Linked DNA regions of Mus musculus: region 2 is linked to region 1. The links are chromatin loops, found by intact Hi-C in ENCODE. Cell type or tissue: heart. All regions are shown on one strand. Each heading gives the region's core, and the rest is flanking DNA. Links, peaks and the distances in the headings are about the cores only.

What was found. A loop is a pair of places that touch in the nucleus more often than their neighbours do. Peaks named below come from ENCODE experiments on the same cell type or tissue, not always from the same donor. Only the 100,000 strongest peaks of a DNase experiment are listed, where the experiment ranks them.
Region 2: a loop joins it to region 1, with 2.8 times the contacts of the local background. A loop is called at or near these places in 1 of 42 quality-filtered maps.

What each region holds. Positions count from the first base shown.
Region 1 is chr3:152,344,420-152,348,809 of GRCm38, forward strand. It overlaps Usp33 (ubiquitin specific peptidase 33), which reads left to right and starts at 2,059. Exons shown (of 24, transcript NM_133247.3): 1 at 2,059-2,220. In heart, for the core only: a CTCF peak has its summit at 1,998; a DNase peak (open chromatin) is centred at 2,042; H3K4me3 peaks cover 1,705 bases; H3K27ac peaks cover 1,566 bases.
Region 2 is chr3:152,103,329-152,107,718 of GRCm38, forward strand. The region is part of intron 4 of Gipc2 (GIPC PDZ domain containing family, member 2); the gene reads right to left. It overlaps Gm31881 (a long non-coding RNA gene), which reads left to right. Exons shown (of 2, transcript XR_003954592.1): 2 at 2,956-4,055. Gm40179 (a long non-coding RNA gene) reads right to left here and starts at 3,828. Exons shown (of 2, transcript XR_867758.2): 1 at 3,503-3,828; 2 at 733-2,427. In heart, for the core only: a CTCF peak has its summit at 2,226 (motif pointing left); a DNase peak (open chromatin) is centred at 2,243; H3K4me3 peaks cover 2,168 bases; H3K27ac peaks cover 316 bases; H3K27me3 peaks cover 500 bases.

The DNA of each region.
Region 1 (4,390 bases), core at 236-4,235:
AGATTATGCCCTCTTATTTCATGGGCCAAAAATAAAATGGAAAAAAAATTTCTCTTAAATTGCTCCTGGTGATTCATGCCTTTAATCTCACAAGTCAGGAGGGAGAGCTCAAGGCTAGCCTGGGCTACATAACAAGACCCTGACTTAAAAACAAAACACAGTAGTTACAAAGCACTGGCTGCTCTTCTAAAGGAATTGTGTTCGATTCTTTGACCCCATAGGTGACTCACAACCATCAATAACTCTAGTCTTGGGACCCAAGACCTTCTTCTGGCTTCCTAGGGCACCGGTTATTAAGATTATACACAGACATATATGTAGACAAAGCACCCATACAAATCAATCAATCAGTCAATCAATCAATCCTCCAAAAATAAACCCCACCTTTACAGTAAAAGTGCACACTGAGGACCTCTGTCTTCTGGGCAGCTCGTGGCGGCTGCCATCTTGAAATCAGAAAGCAGTAGTTAGCAGCATGAACCCTCACATCCTGTGCCCGTTAGCATTTCCCCATGGACACAATGGCGGGCACCCAGGCTTATGCAGCACCTCCTATCTCTGAGGGTATAAATGTAGTTAACAATGCTGGAGGCATGGGAGAGACTCATTGTTGGTATAGCTACCCTTAAGTGGTCTATGCTTGAATGACCCCCAATTAAAACACTTATTTGGCCTGATGTTGTTATATCTGGGTAAATAAAAATGAATTTCCTGGGGAAAACCATTCAATAAAAATTGAAAGCCGGGTGTGGTGGCACACGCCTTTAATCCCAGCACTCGGGAGGCAGAGGCAGGTGGATTTCTAAGTTCGAGGGCAGCCTGGTCTACAAAGTGAGTTCCAGATCAACCAGGGCTATACAGTGAAACCCTGTCTCGAAAAAAAAAAATGACAATATTACTGATTTGGATATCAGTGAAAGCAAACGAGCAATATCTGGAGTAGGCCGAGGGTAGAGTGGTGGTAACCATGGGGCCTCCCACACAGCTTCATTCCCTTGCGCCAAGCCCCAGACAGCAAGGAGTATCATGGTTAACATCCTCTGATTCCACTAGCAGAATAATTAGAAGCCCTCAGATTAGTCGCCTGCTTCTGATGGAGACTGGCATTTTGCACAATATTTAGATACATGCTCCCAACCAACTTTGGGGTTAATCATATAGACATGTCTTACTCTGTAATCCAGGCTAGCCTCAAACTCACAATCCTGCCACAGCCTCCCAAGTGCTGGCTTTACCGGGGTACACCACCATGCCCAGCTGACAAACTTTTTCAGCTTTGCAGTTTGAATTCACATATTATAAAATCAAACAGTGAGGGGCTAAAAAGATGACTCCTGGTTAGGACCACTGGCTGCTCTTCCAGAGGACACTGGTTCAATCCCCAGCACCCAGAAGGCAGTTTAGTTCACAGTTGTTTGTAACTCCAGATACAATGGATCCGACATCTTCACTGAGATATGCATGCAGGCAAAACACCAATGCATATAATAGAAATAATTGGAAAAATATTAAAAAGTGAATGTAACAGTCACATAAGTGGAAGGTTTTTTTTTTTTTTCCTATTGCTCTAAGTACCAAGAAGATCTCAAGGTTTCAGTAACTATTTCATTTGATCTTGATTTAACCTAGTGGAAAATGGTAGAGATTAATTTCTTCTTTGTATATATGGCAAAGAGAAATGCATTTGCTTCCAGAAAATGTAGGTCTTAAAGGAGTTATTAGAAAAGCAAGGTTTAGGACTAGCCTCACACTGCAGCCCAGACTGGCTTCGAAGTTACCGCAATCCTCCTGCCCCAGCCTTGAGCTAGCCACTTCATATTGCAAACTTCAGACCTTTCTGAGGCTTTCCGTACTGCGGAGTTTATAATGCACCGCGACGAGACCTTGGGAAGCTGTCTTGTGACTGCAGAGGGTGGGAGAATAGGAATAAAAGCAGAAATGCGGCCGAAGTGGTGTACACGTCAGCTCAGGTTGCCTGTCTAGCACAGGCCTAGCGGAGAACCGAGGCCAGGCCCGAGGCCCCGCCCCGGGGCGTGTCTCCCCAAGGTCCCGCCCCCAGACGCCCGCAGCGGCCGCGGAGACACCGGAAGGAGCGGCGGCTGCCGAGGGAAGCGTCGGGCAGCGGTCGGGTTCTGCGGGCCGCGCTGCGGAACCGTTTTGCGGCCCTGCGGATCCGAGCGCTCAGGCTCCGAGGAGGAGTGCGCTGGGCGGCGGGCTGAGGTGAGCGCGGCGGACGGGCGGGCGGGCGTGCGGCGGCGGCGGGCCGGAGGGAGGGCGGGCGCGGCCGGGCTGAGGCTCGCCCCGGCGCGCGGCCCGGGCGGCTCGGTGGTCAGGGATCCGGGTCGGGGGGCGCGACCTGTGCGCGCCGCCCCGTTATTCATTGCTACGAACGGGAAAACCGAGGTGTCACCGTCCCAGTGGCGTGTCTTCGGCCGACGCAGCGTTTGGGTCGAGTCCAGTCGTAGCGTCTGTCGGTCGCAGCTTTTGTTCGGGTCACATTTCCACGGTGTGAGTGCTTTCCCAAGCGCTCAAGCATTTTTCAAATACAAAATGCTCCTCGTCGGAAAATTCGTCATGTTGACCTGTTAGGCAATGTGATTGATTTGATTGCCTTAGGGGCTTTGCACACAACTGAAGATTAGGGTTTACATTCTGTCGGAATCAGTATTAGGCCTGCGAAATGGAGCCAGGGGCTGACATCCTGGCTGGAGCAGAGTCTAACTAAACTGAAGACGCGTTTTACCAAAGGTCTCGAGACTTAGTGCTTAATGTAGAATTCTAGAATGTTCTCTCTCTCTCTCTCTCTCTTTTTTCTTCTTTAAATTTTTTCGAGACAGTCCAATGTCTGGCCTCCCAAGTCCTGATCCTCCTGCCTCCATCTCCCAAGTTGCTGGGATTCCAAATGTATTGCCACCATGTCATGCCAGATATTTTTTTGTTTGATCTGACAATTTTTTTCTTTACGAAAAACCTGTTACCAAAGATAATGAGAGTCAGGGTAGACTGCTCAAGCCTAGAGATGCCTTTGGCAGAAGATAACATTTGGAAGGTGGAGGAAGGTAGAGAAGGACTTCCAGGCTAGCCTAGGCTACAGGAGCCCCCATTTCAAAGCAAGCAAGCAAGCAAGCAAGCAAACCAAAGAGGCAGGGGAGGGGAGGGAGAGGGAGAGAATGAGACCATTTCTCCGAGTGTCTTCTGTGGTTGAGGGTGCAGTTGTATCTTATGGAAAGGTCAGAGCAAATCCGATGATTGCAGCAGGCTATTTGATCTTATGAATGCTGGCAGTGAGTTTGTACTGTTAATATAAGTATGGAAGAATGAAAATTTTATAACTTGTTTCAGTAACTTATACTATGCCGATAGTTTTGTTATTTCATTTACTTTGGCAAGATGAGAAAAACTACACAAATATACATGGGGGCTATATTTATGATTGCATGCTATTTTTTTTTTTTTTTTTTGGTTTTTCGAGACAGGGTTTCTCTGTGTAGCCCTGGCTGTCCTGGCACTCACTTTGTAGACCAGGCTGGCCTTGAACCCAGAAATCCGCCTGCCTCTGCCTCCCGAGTGCTGGGATTAAAGGCGTGTGCCACCACGCCCGGCTTGCATGCTATTTTTTGATCTGCATTGCCAGTTTTCAGTTACTTTCCTTTTTAGTTCATGTAGTATATGAATAAGCAAATCTCTCCACATAGTTGCAGCAAGTAGGTGATTTGCTGTTTTCAGGATCCTTTCACTTACAAAATCTTACTTGATTCTGTTCCTGTCCTCTGACGAATGCCAAATAGCCTTTTCCCAAGTCAGAGTTTCAAGCTTGTGTAAGGATCAGCCTTTCCTTCTGAAACAATATTGCCAAACCAGCCTGTACTAGAAATTAGAATTCAGGTGGATTAAGGCTGAGCCAGGTCGTGGTGATATGCACCCCTTTAATCCTAGCACTTGGGAGGCAGAGGCGGTCTTAACCTCTGTACATTCCAGGCCAGCCTGGTCTACAGCGAGAGTTGACAGCCATGGCTACACACACAAACCCTGTCTCAATCAGTCAATCAAGCAACCAAGTGGAATAAAGATTATAAAATTATGAGAGACTTAAATGCAGCGTTTTAAAAGCTTGAGTTTTTTTTTTTTTTTTTTTTTTCTTTTTCTTTTTTTGAGACATGCTGGCCTTGAAATTGCTTGCGGCTCAGGATGACCTTGAATCCCTCTGGACTTGCACCATCTCCTGTGCTGGGACTGTAGTGCTTACCAACCTGCTGGTGCAAGAGTCTGTGCTGCAAGAAAATGACGTAAAATGCTCAATGATGTCTAAGAGGGGAAATGTGGATTATTTGAAAAAATAAAGAGATGAGGGGATAGTATTGCCCAGATGGGCCTGGAACCTCACTTTTTC
Region 2 (4,390 bases), core at 296-4,295, 240 kb before region 1:
TGTGTGTGTCAGTGTGTGTGTCTGTATGTCTGTGTACCTGTATGTCTGTGTGTGTCAAGTGTGTGTGTGTGTGTGTGTGTATGTGTGTGTGTGTGTATCAGTGTGTCTTTGTGTGTCTCATGTGTGACATATCTGTGTGGAGGTCAGAGGCCGACATGAAGTGCTCTCCTCAATTGTTCTCCTTTATAGTTTTCAAGTCAGCGTCTCTCCTTGAGTCTGGAGCTTACTGATTCAGCTCGCAAACACAAGGGAGCCTCCAGTCTCCACCTCCCCCTGCTGGGATCATCAGTGTGTGTGAGTGTGTACATGGGGAAGTGCCAGTGCATTGTGTGTGACTGTGTGTATGTGTGAGGAGTGTAGGTCTGTGTATTGGTATAAGTGTTTTTTGTGTGCATGTGTGTAATATTTGACTGTGAGTTGTGAGATGGCGTGCATGTGATGTGTGCATATAGAGAGATAGGTGTATGCATGTGTATGAGTCTGTGTGAGTGTGTGAATTTGTGTGTGCACATGAGTATTCAGAATGTTTGTGTATAAAGTAAGTGTATGTGAATGTGTATGAGTGTGTGCATCTGTGTGTTTATAATGTGTACATGTATGTGAGAATGTGTATGAGAGTGTGTGCTCAAACTATGTGTGAGTATATGAGTATGTATGTGGGGATATGGAGTATGTATGTGTGTACACATGTATACTAGGTATATGTATGTCAGTCTGTATGTGTCAGTGTCATTGTGTGAATGTATGAGGTTTAGTATATGCAAGTGTGTGTGTAGGGTATACATGTAGCTGAATGTGTAAGAGTTCATGTGAAGTATGAGTATGTCTGCAATTGAGTGTACGTCAGTATTTCTGTGTGTACACATGTATGTGGAGTGTTTAGGTACGGCAAGTATATGGACTATGTATCTATGTATGGGTTTATGTATATAAGTATTGTGAGTGTATGGTATCATTGTGTGAATGTGTATTTGAGTATAATTGTACATGTATGGATAGCTGTATAGAATGTATGAGCACTGTGCATATATGTTGTATGTGAATGTGTGAGAGTATATGCATAGAGTACATAAGTTGAACGTGTATATGACAGTGTGAGTATTGTACAGTGTATGTGTGTGTGTTTCTCTGTGCATGTGTTAGTGCAAGTGTGTGCACGTGGTTATGTATGTGGGTGAGGGTGTAGAAAGTGTATGTGCATGCACGTGTGTGGGAAAATTTTAACATGAGTGTTAACTTCCTCGTGGGGATTAAGCCCAGGCTTGTACATTGCATATACCCTACTACCGAGTTATACCCCAGCTTCCTCAAAACTTCACGTATAAGGAACTAAATCTTAAGAAAAGCAAATGACAGCATTGATTGCTCCTGCTTCGATGCAATGGGTTTTAATCGTCTGTCAGACTGGCTATAGCAAGTGTCGCGATTTGAGTGAGAACGGTCCCCATTTGAATGTTTGGTCTGCACTTGGTGGAACTGATTGTGAAGGATTAGGAGGTGTGGCCTTGTTGGAAGAGGTGTGTCTCTGGGGGCAGGCTTTGGGGATTTTAAAAGCCCCACCATCTCCACTTAGTGTGTGTGCAACCCCCTCCACTGCCTCTGGACTCTGGATCAGGTGCAATCTCTCAGCTACTTCTATAGTGCCATGCATGCGTGCCTGCTGCCATACTCCCCACATGATGGTCATGGGCTCACCACCCTCTGAAACTGGAAGCTCAATAAACTCTTTCTTCTATAAAGACACCATGGCCTGGCCATGGTATCTCTTCCCAGCAATAGAACAGTGACTATGACATCAGCTAGCTCTGATATTAACCTTCCTTTCTCCCTGGCCACAGTGTAAGGAGTGGTAACAAGCGGCGGTGCTCCTCAGATACAAATGGCACCAGTGTCTGGCCACTGCTTTCTGAAACAGCTCTTGATCCCTTGCCTGTTTCCAGCCACATCCAGTCGGCTTGGGTCCACATCCTTTCCTTCAGACAGAGGTTTCCTATTTCCTTCCCTGCCATTCCCTCTCAAACCCATCCTGCTCTACAGCGCATCCCCCTGAGCCAAGGAATTCTTCTAAAATACACAACTGACAGTGTTGCTGCCCCCACAGTTACCACAGAGCCTTCCACGCCCTCACTCATCTCTTCCTCCAGCCTCCTCGCCACCCAGCCGCACTCGCTGCAGCAGCTCCCTAGGCTCTCAGGCTGCGTGCACCCCCTAGTGGCACTCGCTGCACCGCTTCCCCAGTCTCCCAAGCCGCGTGCACCTTCCCCAAGCCAGTGGCTGTTTCATAATGCACCTCCCACTTGTGCCGACTCTGCCGCTTCTAGAGGGAACTGCTGGCTGCTTTCTTGTCTTCCCTTGTCCCTGACAGCCTCTTCATCGTGACACTGTGTGTCCCGAACTGTTCATCAGTTCCTAATGGCTTCTGTCTTTCTTTAAGAGAGGAAAAGGGCCGTTATTCATCCTTGAATCACTAGTGCCCAGACTGCCAGGCTCAGCAAAGGCAACGAATAAATAAACGAGGCCTGGGAGTGCAGCATCATGGTCAGCTTCCCGCATTTGTGCCAGGTCAGAAGGGAGATTGTTTCAAATCCTGTTAGTTCTTTAAATCCTTCAGAAACTTGATTGCAGGCTATTTATACCAATTTAATATTAGCGTTGAACTAGCTTCTTTTCATTATGAGCTAATTTTAATTGACCTATTTAATTAAACAGACTATGCACATCTGTGGATTTTTAATGTTTATATTTGAATAGCTTTTTCTCAGCTTCCCAGATAGATCACAGGCTACCCTCCTTTCACTGAAACCTACAAGAACCCTGTAGAGCAGGGTGCTTAGCAGATACCCATTAATTGCGTTAACTACTGAGAGATGATGTTCATCCCACGGGACATGAAGATGCCCAGCACAGCCTGCCTCTTCTGCTCACTATGGCAAAGCTGTTCACTCTTCCCCACAGCTTCCAGCAGAGAGCCAAGAGAGCATTCTCCCAGCGTGCGCTGCAAGCTCCCACCCACTGACTACACATTCCTCCTGCACCAATCCTTGCCTTCCACTGAGGCTTGCTCGGAGATTCGAGGAACAGTGGCAGTCTCCAGCAGTATACCAGGCAGCGGAATGAGCAAAGGAAAAGGTAAAGATGCCCCTGCCCTGCTGTTCCACGCAGAACTCATCGGCTCACTTTCAAAGGCGTTGACTCTACTGCGGCTGGTGTCGCAGCTGCACTCGCCTCTGTGCTAGCTAATTCTGTCAACTCGGTGACATGTAACTGTAACTGTAGAAACACATCTCTGCGAATCTCTGTAAGGGACGTTCTAGACCAGGTTAACTGACACAGGAAGACCCGGCCCTAGCCGTGGGCAGCACTGTTAAATGAACTGGGGTCCCAGAACAGAGAGGAGAAAGTGAGCTGAGCCCACCGTTCATCTCGCTTTGCATCATGGGCCTCTGCTCAAGCTCCTACCACGGAGCTTTCCCCAGCGTGAGGGACTGAATGCCTAACTCACCATCCTCCTCTAGGTCCCTCGAAGCACACAGCATCCCGAGTGATGCCCACAGCATCCCGAGTGACTCGCGCAGTCCCAAAGACAGCGTTGACCCACTGAGTCTTTAAGTATCTGCTCTATCAAACCAGCCCCTCACGGACCCTGGACACCTGACATCCAGCAAGCATTGGGGACCACTCTGTAAACAGCATCCTAACTAGTCACCTGACTCATTCTCTGTTCTGCAAACCTGGGAATCTGAGGGCGGCAGCATTCACACACAGTGAGAGCCTGGGCTCTGCTCTCAGGACCTGCAAGTCTCAGGTGCCTTCACCTCCACTACATCTGCACTGCCCTCGCTGCAGTGAGTAGACCAGACCCGCTTCTGCCCCGCCCACTCGGATCTCTGCGGGCTACGCCCCCGCTGTTCTCTTCCTTCCCCTCTGTCCCTCCATCCTCTCTTCACCTTCTGGCATTTTCCACTCTGACACTGACCTTTGCGTTGACACAGTCAGTCAATATGTGAAACCCTTGCTTTTCTCAACCTAAAATAAATCCATAATTAATTCATTAATGCTGAAAACGCTTGAGCTCCTACGTCACGGTGGGGGCGGGGTGGGAGAGGAGAACGGGGTCGGGGGAGAGGGGGGGAGAGGGGCGGAGTTAGAGTCTGGTATATCACAGAGCTGGACCCACAAGGTTTTGCTGGCAGAAGAATGTAGAGCATGAAAAAAAAAAAAAAAAAAGAGCCAGAGCGACTAGGAAATCTTTATCTTAGGATGTCACAGCTATAATCTTTCACTGTAACAGTCTCCATAAGTGCATTACTTCGGACTCTGCCTGGGTTGAGTTCTTTTAAGTTTTAGATAACCCAAATGTCCACAGACAAGTCTAGATAAGTGATCTGCA